Linked DNA regions of Homo sapiens: region 2 is linked to region 1. A link is a contact called in ENCODE Hi-C or POLR2A ChIA-PET data. All regions are on one chromosome and are shown on one strand. The core of a region is the stretch at or near the end of the contact, and the rest is flanking DNA. Distances in the headings are between cores, read along the strand shown. Region 1 overlaps FAM117B (family with sequence similarity 117 member B). Region 2 holds the start of RAPH1 (Ras association (RalGDS/AF-6) and pleckstrin homology domains 1).

Region 1 (6,947 bases), core at 1,984-4,483:
TTTGACCCAATAAAGCACTCAAGGATAAGGCGGAAAAAAAGCAATACTCATCCATATTTTTGTTCTGAAAGATGATTTAAGGAAATACTTTCATAATGACATGCCTGAAAATCCCACTTGAAACAATGTGAAAAACATTTTTTCTTAGTTATGTTCCATGTTGGCAAAAACATCTCAAATGATAGTTTTTATCATTCAAATTTGATTCAGTTAACAGAGTAACTTCCAAAAAAAAAATCTAGAAAATTTGAGGAGGAAGAACATCTTCTGATTCACTCCCGAAAATAAGCAAACTTTATCCTCTCCTTATTTTACAAAGCTAATCTTTTTTATTGCACTCAGGTAATAAAAACAGAACAATTCACAGATTTCCATACTATTTGGGACTGAAAAGCCTGGTGATAAATAAGTAGCCCCACCCACACTGATACCATATGACTGGTACAGAAAAATATCTATGTTTTAAAGATTAAGTTTTTTCTTCCTAGAATCACTGCTGTTTTAATTTTGAAATACTTATTTTGAAATCTCCAATATCATATCATGATTTTTGTGTCTATCAAATCAAGATGTGGGTTTAAAAGACTAAAAAAAATCTGTCCCTAACACCATTTTACAACCAATTTCTACCAATTATTCCAGATCACTCTGTCTATTGATTTATCAATGTATTTAATCTCTGCTTCAACCAGAAACTGTCTGAACCCTTCTGCAAGAAGGGAGGAACTTTTGGCATATATTATTCCTTATTTTGGTGTTCTTTCAAATTATCCAACTTGGTAGGATACCTATTCGTAATAGGTTTAATGTTGACTAAATTATATTATATATAACACTGTGAGAAGACTTTAAAAACATGGTCCCCAAAACGAAGCAGACATGAGTTGAAATCCCACATTTAGAAATTCTCTGAAACATTAAATTACTTAGTTCTCTTGGACTGAGTATTCTCATTTATGAAATGGAAATAAACACAGCCCTTAGAGGCATATATTTAATGCATGAGACATGCATTCAAATATTACTTTCTTTCCTTTTTCTTTGCTGATACAGAAAATAAAACTTGACCCAAAATCTACCATCCTATACCACACTTTAGAAAATGTTCTTTTATTTTATTTATTTATTTATTTATTTATTTATTTATTAGGAACAAGATCTCACTCTGTAGCCCAGGCTAGAGTACAGTGACACAATCAGAGTTCACTATACCTTCTTTTTCTTTTTTTTTTTTTTTTTTTGAGAGAGAGTCTCGCTCTGTCACACAGTCTGGAGTGCAGTGGCGTGATCTCAGCTCACTGCAACCTCCACTTCTCAGGTTTACGCAATTCTCCTGCCTCAGCCTCCGAAGTAGCTGGGATTACAGGCACCCGCCACTATGCCCAGATCAGAGTTCACTGTACCTTCTAACTCCAGGGCTCAAGCCATCCTCCCACCTCAGCCTCCCAAGTAGCTAGGACTACAGGTGCATGCCACCGCATTTAATATATAAATATTTTTATATCTTTATATATGTATCTAAATATATAAATATTAATATATATTATATTGTATATTATATAAAAATATATAAATATATATTATATAATATAATATGTATGTATTATATAATTATATATTTATATATTTTTATAAAATATATATTTTATAAAAATATTTTTTATATAAATATATTTTTATAAAATATATGATATATATTTACAATATATATATATTTTAAAGATGGAGCCTTACTGTGTTGCCTAAGCAAACTCCTGGCCTCAAGCAATCTTCCCATCTGGGCCTCCCAAAGTGCTAGAATTACAGGCATGAGCCACCATGCCTGGGAACAGTGATTTTACTTCTAATACTACTCTACTACTATCCTCACTATTATCACCCTATAACCTCAATCCACTACTCTTTTCTGTGGTTCAGCCATGCTAGCTGTCCACTTCACTACTTATCAATTATCTCCTCATCTGTCAATATCCCAAAGGCCTCCAAAGACTGAAACCTAGCAGAAAAAAATATAGCCAGCATACTACTTCAACTTGAGTAGAAATAGGTAATTTAACTTAGGTTATCTAGTTTAGTTTAGATCCCTACACTATCTAGTGGGGCCAAATGGCTAAGGTTTATCTTGAGATTGGTCTAAAACATAACACCAGTACCATTCAGGAATACCTTGACACAGTTATTCCTCTCTACATAATTATCACCTTCATTGTAATAATTGGATTCAAGAACAGAGCAATATTATTTCTATGGAAAAAGAGACAGCACATGCGCGCGCACGCACACACAAACACAGACACACACACACAGACACACAGACACACATACACAAAGCTTTTTTTCTTTAAGCTGCCTCAAAAAGAAATACTTAGGCCGGGCGTGGTGGCTCATGCTAATAATCCCACCACTTTGGGAGGCCGAGGCGGGTGGATCACTTGAGGTCAGGTGTTCGAGACCAGCCTAGCCAACATGGTGAAACCCCGTCTCTATTAAAAATATGATAATTAGCCAGGTATGGTGGCACGTGCCTGTAGTCTCAGCTACTCGGAAGGGTGAGGCAGGAGAACTGCTTGAACCCAGGAGGCGGAGGTTGCAGTGAGCCAAGATCGCACCACTGCACTCCAGCCTGGGCGACAAAGCAAGACTCCATCTCAAAAAAAAGAAAAATTTACTAAAGTAACTCAAATAGAGGCCTGGAGCAAGTCCCAGTTTTTACGACATTTTTACTCTATTTTTAAACTCTTTAAAAATCATTTCACTTTATTTTAAATCACTGCTACAACACAGATTTTCGATCTGCATTTTTATTATAGAAATGAAACATACTGGCCGGGCGTGGTGGCTCACACCTGTACTCCCAGCACTTTGGGAGGCCGAGGCAGGTGGATCACGAGGTCAGGAGATCGAGACCATCCTGGCTAACACGGTGAAACCCTATCTCTACTAAAACTACAAAAAATTAGCTGTCCCAGCTACTCAGCGGGCTGAGGCAGGAGAATCACTTGAACCCGGGAGGCAGAGGTTGCAGTGAGCCAAGATCGCGCCACTGCACTCTGGCCTGGGCAGCAGAGCGAGACTCTGTCTCAAAAAAAAAAAAAAAAAAGAAATGAAACGAAACATGTTATTTCAAAATAGTCAAAAACCAGAAGTGAATACAGTAGAAAGTGAAAGTTGTCTGTAACATACCCCCACATCCCACCCACCAGTGAAAACCCAGCTAGCAGTGTCAAAATATAAACATACATAGTACATGCTCAGATACAATTTAAAAAAAAATGTGGCTGGCTGAACTTCTCTGACTCTTCAAGCCTTCTGTCTGCCATCCTCACCTAGAATTATGACTGTACATATGGTACATATGTGTGTGCGTTTGTGAACGTGTAACACCAATAAACATTTTACCAAAGTATTTTTCCAATGCAAACTTCAATGAGTCAACATTTTTTAAATTAGTTTTCTGAAAACCATAGGTAAACTGTTTCTATTTTTTTTCAATTTTCATGTTTATTTTGCTAACATAACTTCCGTTTCAATTGTTTTTAATGTAAAGTTTATAATAAAGACCCAATCTGCTTTTGACTATATCAGATTTTCTCAACAAAGTCTCTATCATCAAAAGGTTTGCTTTGTAACAATACCATTCCCAATTTAAGCAAACTATGCAGACACAAATTGCAGAATGAATGTTTTCTTCTGTCAAATTTTAGTCATAACAAATGTTGCCATAATACATATTTATAGCTATTTGTTTGTGTTTGTAATATTTATATCAATAAGTCACTACCAGTGAGTAGGATGAATGGTTTGTATTAGTTTCTTAGCTGACTACAGTAGGCAGAATTTTAAAATGGTCTCCCAAGATTTCCTGTCCTGCCAGTTTCCATGGCTCACGCCTGTAATCCCAGCACTTTGGGAGGCCAAGGCAGGCAGAACACCCGAGGTCAGGAGTTCGAGACCGGCCTGGTCAACATGGTGAAACCCTGTCTCTACTAAAAATACAAAAATTAGCCAGGCATGGTGGCATGCACCTGTAGTCCCAGCTACTCAGGAGGCTGAGGCAGGAGAATTGCTTGAATCTGGGAGGCAGAAGTTGCAGTGAGCCGAGATTGCACCACTGCACTCCAGCCTGGGTGATAGAGTGAGACTCTGTCTCAACAACAACAACAAAAAGAGGATTTCCTGTCCTAATCCCCAGGACTGAAAACACAACGAGATATCACATCCACGATTACATCATGTGCCAAGAGAGATTCTGTAGATGAAATTAAGGTTGCTAATCAGTTAGTAGTGAGTTATTAATGGGGAGATTATCCAGGAGGGCCCAATCTAATCACAAGTGCCCTTTAAAAATAGAAAGTTTTCTTTGGCTGGCTGCAGAAGAGCAAGTAAAAAAGATTCTATATGAGAGATATTCCACTGCTGGCTTTGAAAATTGAGAGGGTTGGCCAACTATAACCCCAGCACTTTGGGAGGCTGAGGTGGGAGGATCACTTGAGCCCAGGAGGCAGAGGTTGCAGTAAGCTTAGATCACACCACTGCACTCCAGCTGGGCAGCATACGAAACTCTGTCTCAAAAAAAAAAAAAGAAAAAAGAAAATTGAGAGGGTCATGTGGAAAAGATATGAGAGCCGCCTCAGAGCTGAGAGTGACCCCTAAAGCTAACAGTCCACGACAATGCAGTCATCTCAGTCCTATCACCTCAAGGAACTGGATTCTGTCAACTCCATGAATGAGTTTGGAAGCACCTTCTTCCCCACCAAAGTCTCCAGATAAAAGCCAAACCCAGCTTGATCTTGATATTGGCTTTTGAGACCCTGAGCAGAAAACACAGTGGAGCCTCCTCCCCGCCCCAACTTTCAACCTACAGAACTGTGAAATAATAAACGGATATTGTTTTAAGCTGCTATATTTGGGGCAATCTATCACATATCAATAGAAAACTAATACACTGACCCACAGAGAAACCCGTAATTCCTTCAGACTGACTTCTTATAAGCGAGGCCAAAACTACTACGGTAAGGCAAATGAGGCACGTGTTCTGAGGGCAAAATAACTTACTAGATAGATAAATTACTCAAGGTAAGTCATGCATGATAACGAACTATCAAAATTTTAAACAGGACTCAATCATGTACTTGCATGACTCTTAATCTTTGCCCTGTTGGACCCTATCTTTAAAATTTTCATAATTAGTTCTTTGAATTGTGTTAAATTAATTTTTATTTTGAAGCATTTTATTTAAATATTATTTATCTCAATTACCAAGCTTTCTGGCAGACACCAAAAACATGTATCCAGGGCCAATGCCTCAGTTGTCTCATTCTCGTCTTGTGCCAATTCTAAGACTAATCTAAGCCTTCTACCTAGCACTATTAGCCACACAAATCACTGAGCAGTTCTCAGACATTCCAGGCTATTCTACTATGTTGCCAAGCTAATTCTTTCAAATATTTTTATCATTTTTCCTACCATATACACAAATGGCAGTGAAAAGAACAGCTTAAAACCTCTGGAGTCAATATATTCTTTCAGTTAAATATAACTTCAGAAAAGATATCTAATTAAATGTACTCAAATCATCAGGAGCTAATGACACTCACCCTTAAAGAGGGATATCATGGGATAATTAGTTATTATTTGTGAAAATGCACAGAAGTATATAAATGAACTGGAATGTATTATTTGCATATAAAAATAGTTTTCTAGATTCACTGATAGGAACTGTGGTTCAACATGCTTTTTTTTGGAAATAATGAGTTTGCACTGTGTCATCCACATATTTTAACCTCATAGACCTTGTATCAGTATACTTTACAGGACAGTTAACAAAAATGAAAGGTTTGGTCTGCAGCCTTTGAACAAAATCTGGTATATAAAAAGCTTAATGGGGCTGGGCGCAGTGGCTCACGCCTGTAATCCCAACACTTTGGGAGGCCGAGGTGGGCAGATCACCAGAGGTCAGGAGTTTGAGACCAGCCTGGCCAACATAGTGAAACCCCGTCTCCACTAAAAATACAAAACTTAGCTGGGTGTGGCAGGGGGTGCCTGTAATCCCAGTTACTCAGGAGGCTGAGGCAGGAGAATCGCTTGAACCTGGGAGGCAGAGGTTGCAGTGAGCCAAGATCGCGCCACTGCACTCCAGCCTGGGAAAGGAGAGTGAGACTCTGTCTCAAAAGAAAAAAAAAAAAAAAGGCTTAATGTGACTGAATATCGAATGTGAATGATGTAATGAATTTAATCCAGCAAAGTACTAAATGTATAAAACACATACTATTATTTCAGAGAAGATTATAACATATTAAGTAATGTTCGCCATTAAATAAAAAGATACACGCTTTTCAATAAAAACCAGTAAAACTCTCTATATATAAATGTAGCACAATAACACTATTTCCTATAATAAAGTTCACTAACTATAGAGTTACCCACAGCTGAGTCACATAGCATAATATCTTCAGCACAAGTGCACAGTCAGAATTCAAAAGTTCAATTTCTGCAATCACATTCAAACCACAATGGAACTCAACCTAGTACCAAATGGAAATTAACGTTCTGTGCACTGTTTATAACAGCAAAAGACTACCCAATAATAAATGTGGAAGATCCACACAATGGAATACTACATAGCAATTAAAATGTTGTAGAAGTGTACCTATTGATATGGAAATTGTTGCCAATATTTTAAGTGGAAAGAGCAGGTTATAAAACTATGAATGTATAATTTTAAAAAGAGTGCTTCTAACGCTTCATTATTCTGAAGCTAAAAATAGTTATTTCTTAATTTTTTATTTCTAATTAACAATCGTACATGTTTACAGGATAAGAGTGTGATGTTTCAATGCATGAATACACTGTATAATAATCAAATCAGGGTAATTATATCCATCATTTTAAACATTTATCATTTCTTTTTTTCTTCTTCTTCTTTTGAGATGGAGTCTCACTGTATC
Region 2 (6,947 bases), core at 2,216-4,715, 870 kb before region 1:
CATTTCCCAGAGTATCAAATTCAAATTCCTTAGTTTAACAAGAGCCCCTTCATGAATGAAGCCCTTCCTACCCTTTCCTCCAACCTCTTTGACTCTTCTCTATGCCTGTTCTGACAAAATGGAATTACTTACTAATACGGTTTGTCTCTGTGTCCCCACCCAAATCTCATCTTATAGCTCCCATAATTTCCACCTGCTGTAGGAGGGACCCAGTGGGAGATAGTTGAATCATGGGGGTGGGTCTTTCCCGTGCTGTTCTCATAATAGTGAATAAGTCTCATGAGATCTGATGGTTTTAAAAATGGGAGTTTCCCTGCACAAGCTCTCTTTTTGCCTGCTGCCATCCATGTAAGATGTGACTTGCTCCTCATCACCTTCTGCCATGATTGTGAGTCCTCCCCAGCCATGTGGAACTGTAAGTCCATTAAACCTCTTTTTCTTCCCAGTCTCAGGTATGTGTTTATCAGCAGCATGAAAACGGACTAATACACTTACGGTGCCTCTAAAGCATGGTGATGCTTGGTGCTTCCACACACCTGCAGAGATATTGTTTTCTTCGTTTGGAATGCTTGTTCCCTCCTTCTTCTGGTTAGCTCCTCCCTATCATTTAACATTCAGTTCAAGAATCTCCCCATCAGGAAGGCTTTCCTGATCTGGTAATGGACTTCCAGTCTAACAATGACTTCCTTACCTGCTTTACCCACTAGACTGTATGCTTTTTGTAGGCAGGAAGCATCATGCCACGTCTTTCTTGTCTTTGTATTCCTGGGCCTTAATTGTAGCTTAATAAACTCTGATTGAATGAACGAATGATTTAATGGTTTAAAGAAACTGATGAGAACACTCTTTTCTCAATGACTGAAAGTGACCTTTTTTCTCTTTTAATTAACCTTGATCTTAGGCTAAGCACTTGGAGAAGAGTTGGCTAAGACCTATGTAAAAGGCACTCAATGGTCTATTTTTTTTTTTTTTCTGAGATGGAGTCTCACTCTTGTCACCCAGGTTGGAGTGCAATGGCAGGATCTTGGCTCACTGCAAGCTCCACTCCCAAGTTCAAGTGATTCTCCTGCCTCAGCCTCCTGAGTAGCTGGGATTACAGGCACCCGCCACCATGCTCAGCTCATTTTTGTATTTTTAGTAGAGATGGGATTTCACCATGTTGGCCAGGCTAGTCTCCAACTCCTGACCTCAGGTGATCCGCCCACCTCAGCCTCCCAAAGTGCTGGGATTACAGGTGCGAGCCACCACTCCTGGCTTCAATCGTCTATTTTTTTAAGGAGGTTTAAATGAATCATCTTCCTTGTAAGGTATCACACAGCCTAGTACATTTAATGACAATAGGATTCATTAAGTTTGGCACCCAGGTGTGTCTAATGTCAACAAACTTGGTCACAAGGGAAATGAGGTGAAAGACTAGATACATTTGTATAAAATTATCACTTATGAAAAATTTTAAAGCATTTATTAATTTATAAATACTTATTGTGCAAGATACTATGCTAGATATTGTGGGAGATACAAGGATGAATAAAGTGTTGTATTATATTCACTTTTGGAGGATAACTTCTTGAAATAATTAGGTGGCAAATGATGATTCCCACAAGAAAGGAAGAGAAGTCTAAAAGAAGTTGGTCAGCAGGATCATCTTCATTTATAAGAGATAGTATTATTCTTTTATTATTTTTATTTTTTATTATACTTTAAGTTCTAGGGTACATGTGCACAACGTGCAGCTTTGTTACATATGTATACATGTGCCATGTTGGTGTGCTGCACCCATTAACTCATCATTTACATTAGGTATATCTCCTAATGCTATCCCTCCCCCCTCTCCATCCCCCCAACAGGCCCCTGTGTGATATATTCCCTGCTTTGTGTCCAAGTGTTCTCATTGTTCAAGTCCCACCTATGAGTGAGATCATGTGGTGTTTGGTTTTCTGTCCTTGCGATAGTTTGCTGAGAATGATGGTTTCCAGCTTCATCCATGTCCCTACAAAGGACATTAACTCAACCTTTTTTATGGCTGCATAGTATTCCGTGGTGTATATGTGCCACATTTTCTTAATCCAGTCAAGAGATAGTATTATTCTATACAAGAATATTGACATACCTACTGAACTTAAAATACAAAAGGGCAGTTATGTTTCAAAAGTACAGATATCTCAAGTGTGAAAGGCAGCCAGTATCTGTATTGTATGGTTCTAAATACCAATTTGAAACAGATTGTGTACCAGTTTGGAACAGATTGTACAAAAAAGACTGAAACCACTTGAAAGTCCTCAAGAATATCAGGAAGTAAGAATGTAATTAACCAAACCAGGATTTGGCCCCAGGACAGAGAAATGAACACTCTCATTCTTAGAGAGGGAGCTAGGATTTCAGGAATGTACAGTCAATGCTTTGTGAAAATTTAAATAAATTCTTAGCAAGCAGATGGGAAGACATGAAAAAGCAATGTTCATTGCAACCAATTTCAGGTCACACTCCCAATTTCTCAATTGTTTTAATGCTGTCAACAAACTTGCTTTGCATGTAGCCAAGCAAACATAACTTAGTTCCATTTGTTCCTTTCTTTGATCAACTTTAGGTGAAGGTCAAAATAAGGACATACTTAAAATCTAAAAGTCTGCCGAAGTCAAGCCTGCATCTAAAGAGGCAGCAGCTGAGCTTAGCGATAAGGAAAAATGCCGACACCTTACTACTACACAATTCCGATGGGGTGGGGGGACAGAAATTAAGGAGGCAGGATTAACAGATTTCGAAGTTTAAAAAGTAAAGGTCATCGAAATGTCCCGTTCCTAAGTTTCCCAATACATTCCATGAAACTGCAGAGACTTTTTGGCCAAAATGGGATTTCCTAAAGAAGGGCCTCACAGATCTCAACGACAATGGTCCTGTAAGTGACCGAGCCAACCCCGGATGCGTTTCTGGAGTCTCTGAATACACGGACAGCGTATAAAGGTGGATGCGTACAGCTCCCTGACAGAACTGCTGGAGGCTGCTGTGCCTCCCAGGGCGCTAGGACAGAGGCTGCTGGGCCGGCTTCCTATGAAAGGCGAGCAGGGGGTGGGGCAGCACTGGGATTTTCCTCCCCACTCATTCATTCTCTGATTCACTCGTTCCTGTAGGCGGCTCACAGGGACTTGCGGAGGAAAGGCGAGGCACGAGCGGAGCCGCGGTTGAGTGCGGCCGGGCGCGGCCGGGCGCCTGAAGGGAGGGCGGAGGGCCGGCGCGGGGCGCGGGCTAGGGAAGGGCGGCGGGCGCGGCGGCCTGCGCCGGAAGTGAGTGGTTGGCGGCGGGCGGGGGCGGCGCGCGGTCCCGCGCGAGTCGGCCCTACAGTCGGCAGTCCGGCCCTCAACCCCGCCTTCTGCGTCTCGGCTGGACGCGAGCACACTCGGCTCCGCCGCCGCCGCCGCCGCCGCGGGGCGCTGCGGCCGCCCCGCCCCCGCTCCCGCCGCCGCCCGCCAGTCAGTCAGTCAGTCAGTCAGTCAGTCAGTCAGTCAGTCACTGAGCGCGCGGCGCGGGAGCTGCTGGCAGTCGCTGCGTCTCTGGCGAGGGAGCGCCGCGCCTGGGGAGGAGGCGGAGGCAGCGGCTGGAGGAGCGCGAGCGGCGGTTTCCTTGCCCGGGGCCGCGGGAAGGCCGACCGACTGCCGCGGTGAGTGGTTAGCCTCGCCCTCGGGGCCAGGGGGTAGGGAGCCGGCTGGGCGCGGGGCCGTGAGGCGCTCCTGCCGCTCCCGCCTCCATTTTCCCGGCGCCCGGCCCCGCCATCCGGGTGCGGTACGGTCGGCGGCAGCCTGGGGCGGGGTCGTTGCCAGGTTGGGGATCGGGCCGGGGCTGGCTGGACCGCTCCCGGCTGGTGGATGGAGGTCGGTGGGGCCTGGACTGCACCCTGCGCCCCTGGGGACCGCGACGGAGGGAGACAATGAGATAAGGGGCCGCCTGGGAGGGTGCGGTTAGGCTTCTCCGACCCAGCACCGGGGGCTGGTGGCCCGGGACCGCAGGGAGGAAAGGACTTTCCCCCGCCCAGCTGCAGAAACCAGCTACTGGATGTCGGGTTGCTTGGGTTTCGATGCCCCCATCTTTCATAGATGAGTTCAGTGCAGAGATTTTGAAAGGCGGGGCTCCTTCTGTGTCTTCTTTCTAATTAAACAGGATAAGTAATTGCTTCATTGCTTTTTAACCGCGTCTCCTCTTGCGGTCTGTATTATACATTCCCGCCGGAAATCCAAACTGCAATTCATGGGGGGGGGGGGGGGGTGGACGGAGGGAGGGGGCAGTGTGATAGTATTAGGATGCCTTCGTGTTAAGACAGGTTGAAAGATGTGGTTTTCTTAAGGCAGTGACTTAGGGTGTCCCCACTGTGTGAGCTGGAAACCGCATAAACCTTATTGCTTACAAGCTCGAAGACATGGTTTAATATGAAATAAGAGCCTTGAGGGAGGGTGTAAGTGTTACATGTGTCTTGCGTGTGTGCATTTCTTAAATTCTTTGGGAAGATCCGTTGGGGAAATCCGGGAGAATGGAAAAGTTCTTCACTCAATCTTCCAATAAGGGTTGATGTTGTCTGCAGCATTTCTCAGGGAAATGTGGAGAGCTGCTTATGTAGGTAAAGTCCACCGTTAAGGAACAGTAAAGGTAACGGGTTAGGGATGAGGCGTGATCGGATTATTAAAGAGTCAGTCCATGGGGATATTAAATTCAGCAAACATTTATGGAATACCTACTCTGTCAGTTAGGCTGGGTGACACCAGGTGAACAAGCATGGGGTGGTGGAAAGAGCTCTTCGGAGTGGGGGAAACCGTACGCCCTGGAATTGGCTTGCAATGTGAGTTGGATAAGCTATTGAACTCTGCAGTACGTTCCCTATCAGTAAAATGGGAATAACACCACCTGTTTACCTCCCCAGATGTTTTTCATGTAGATTAAATGAGATAATGTATGCAAAATGCGTAGCACCTTGCCTGGCATAGAGGTGTTTAACAGCACCTTAAATTCCTTTCCTCCTCGGGGTGGTTTTTTTGGGGGTGCGGTGCGGGGGGTTAGTGAATGTAGGTAAGTGTAATACAGTGAACTATATAGTAAAATGTTGAGGTATAGAATAGGAGAGCGAAGAAGAGAGATTAATTCTAAATTGAGGGAGGAATGCATGGAAGCCTCGGCATTTAAGTGAAACCTTTAAGGATGAGTAGGATTTCAGCAGATTCAGATGGGGAGGAGGACATTTCACATGGTGGTGCTATCCTTTGAGAGCCGAATTGAGGGGGAGGACCTTTGGGGGAGGGGCAAAATAGAGACGCTCAATAGCTTTTAACTCTTGTTGAGTCTGACCTTCAAAGATTGTCTCCGTTATTTTGCTTTTTGTGTGGTGAATTTCCCAGAAACCAGATGCAGCCCTACTCAAGTAAGTACAAAAAGCTTAATTCATGATTTTTTGGGTTAGACATTTTGTATAATTTAGATTGCTGTCTCCTGTTTGAATGTAATAAAGAATTATTTGTAGATGTTGCCTTATGATAAACGTTAGCTTTATTTGGTAGAAGCAGCAGCTTATTTTTCAGACTCAGAGGTCTCACTAAGATTATAGAGTATGTGACTGGGTGAAAGGAGTGGAGTAGTGGGCACTATTGGGTGTGTTTTCACAAATATTTAACTCTTTATTTTCCAAAGAGGTGTTTTTAACCATTGTCTTTGAGGATGATTATGTCTTTTGGTTTTGCTGCCCTTTGGTGCTCACCCCATAAATACTTACTAGATTGGCATCGTGGATAACTGTCACACTATTCACAGATTCTTGGTTACACATTGTAGAATCTCATGGCTTTGGTTGCCTTGGTTTGGAAGTAATTGAATGTCAACATTAGTATTGTTAATCCCAAACACTTAATTTTAGGAAAATTAATATTAGTGAAGCAAGATGTGACCTCAGGCAGATAACTTATCTTGGACTCTTAATTCCTTTACCTATAAAATGAGAAGTTTGGATTAGATCACTGCTTCTTAAACTGTTTCACTGAACTTGAGAATTTCAGAGATTCTGCAGATGTTTGACTTTAATCTCAATAAAAATGTATTTTAAACTTATAATAATAAAAAGTGGCCACTGTATGACGTACACTGTTTTAAACACTTTATATGTGATAATTTATTTAATTCTCGCCATAACCCTATGAAATAGAGTCTATTATTTGAGAAAATAGGCACAGACAATAAGTTGCCCAAAGACTGCAGAGCTATAGTGGCAGAGCTGGATTTGAAACCGGGCAGCCTAATTCTTAAGCTTGTATTCTTAACCATGTTTTTACACTGCCACTAAAGCAACACACACATATACTCTTTGAAAGAAATGTGGTAAAGTATGCATAACATACAAATTACCATTTTAACTATTTTTAAGTGTACAGTTCAGTGGCTTAAGTACATTATTGTGCCATCATCACCACCATCTCCAGAAATTTTTTATCATCCCAAACTGAAATTCTTCCCATTAAACAGTAATTCTACAAGCCACAGTGCGCTATGATCATGCACACTGGGTGACAGAGTGAGACCCTGTTCAAAAACAAAACAGTAACTATCCACTTCCCTCCCTCTACCCTACCCTCCTAGTAACAACTTTTCTACTTTTGACTCACACAATATTGATTCTTGTGTCTGGCTTATGTTACTTAACACACTGTCTTCAAGATCATCCATGTAGGATGTATCATAATTCCATTCCTTTTTCAGACTGATTAATATTCCGTTGTATGTATATACCACATTTATGGATATTTGGGTTGTTTCCACCTTTGGGGTACTGTGAATAATGCTGCCTTGAGTATTGGTATACAACTGTTTGAATCCCTCCTTTCGGTTCTTTTTTCAGTATTTCTATACACCCAGAAATGGGATTGCTAGATTGTATGCTAATTCTATATTTAATTTTTGAGGAACTGCCATATTGCATT

Evidence for each region. Hi-C counts contacts between places; a loop is a spot of excess contacts on that map. ChIA-PET counts read pairs that join two places held with the same protein, here RNA polymerase II (POLR2A). Pooled maps may share reads with other maps.
Region 2: a pooled map shows a loop between it and region 1 (2.3-fold over the local background). The contact joins the promoter of RAPH1 here to the enhancer-like site in region 1. A Hi-C loop is called at or near these places in 1 of 50 pooled maps. POLR2A ChIA-PET finds 5 or more read pairs at or near these places in 3 of 52 experiments (GM10248, MCF 10A and activated CD4-positive, alpha-beta T cell).

Annotation. Positions count from the first base shown.
Region 1 is chr2:202,662,822-202,669,768 of GRCh38, reverse strand. The region is part of intron 1 of FAM117B (family with sequence similarity 117 member B); the gene reads right to left. Among named protein-coding and RNA genes, the nearest start is that of FAM117B, 31 kb to the right of the region's middle. RefSeq lists an enhancer at 3,261-3,340. Within about 2 kb of position 3,233, at least 5 of the 41 ENCODE cell types and tissues checked have a DNase peak (open chromatin) inside an H3K27ac peak, as active enhancers do.
Region 2 is chr2:203,531,819-203,538,765 of GRCh38, reverse strand. It overlaps RAPH1 (Ras association (RalGDS/AF-6) and pleckstrin homology domains 1), which reads left to right and starts at 3,465. Exons shown (of 14, transcript NM_213589.3): 1 at 3,465-3,655. RefSeq lists silencers at 3,317-3,386, 3,437-3,526, 3,597-3,696.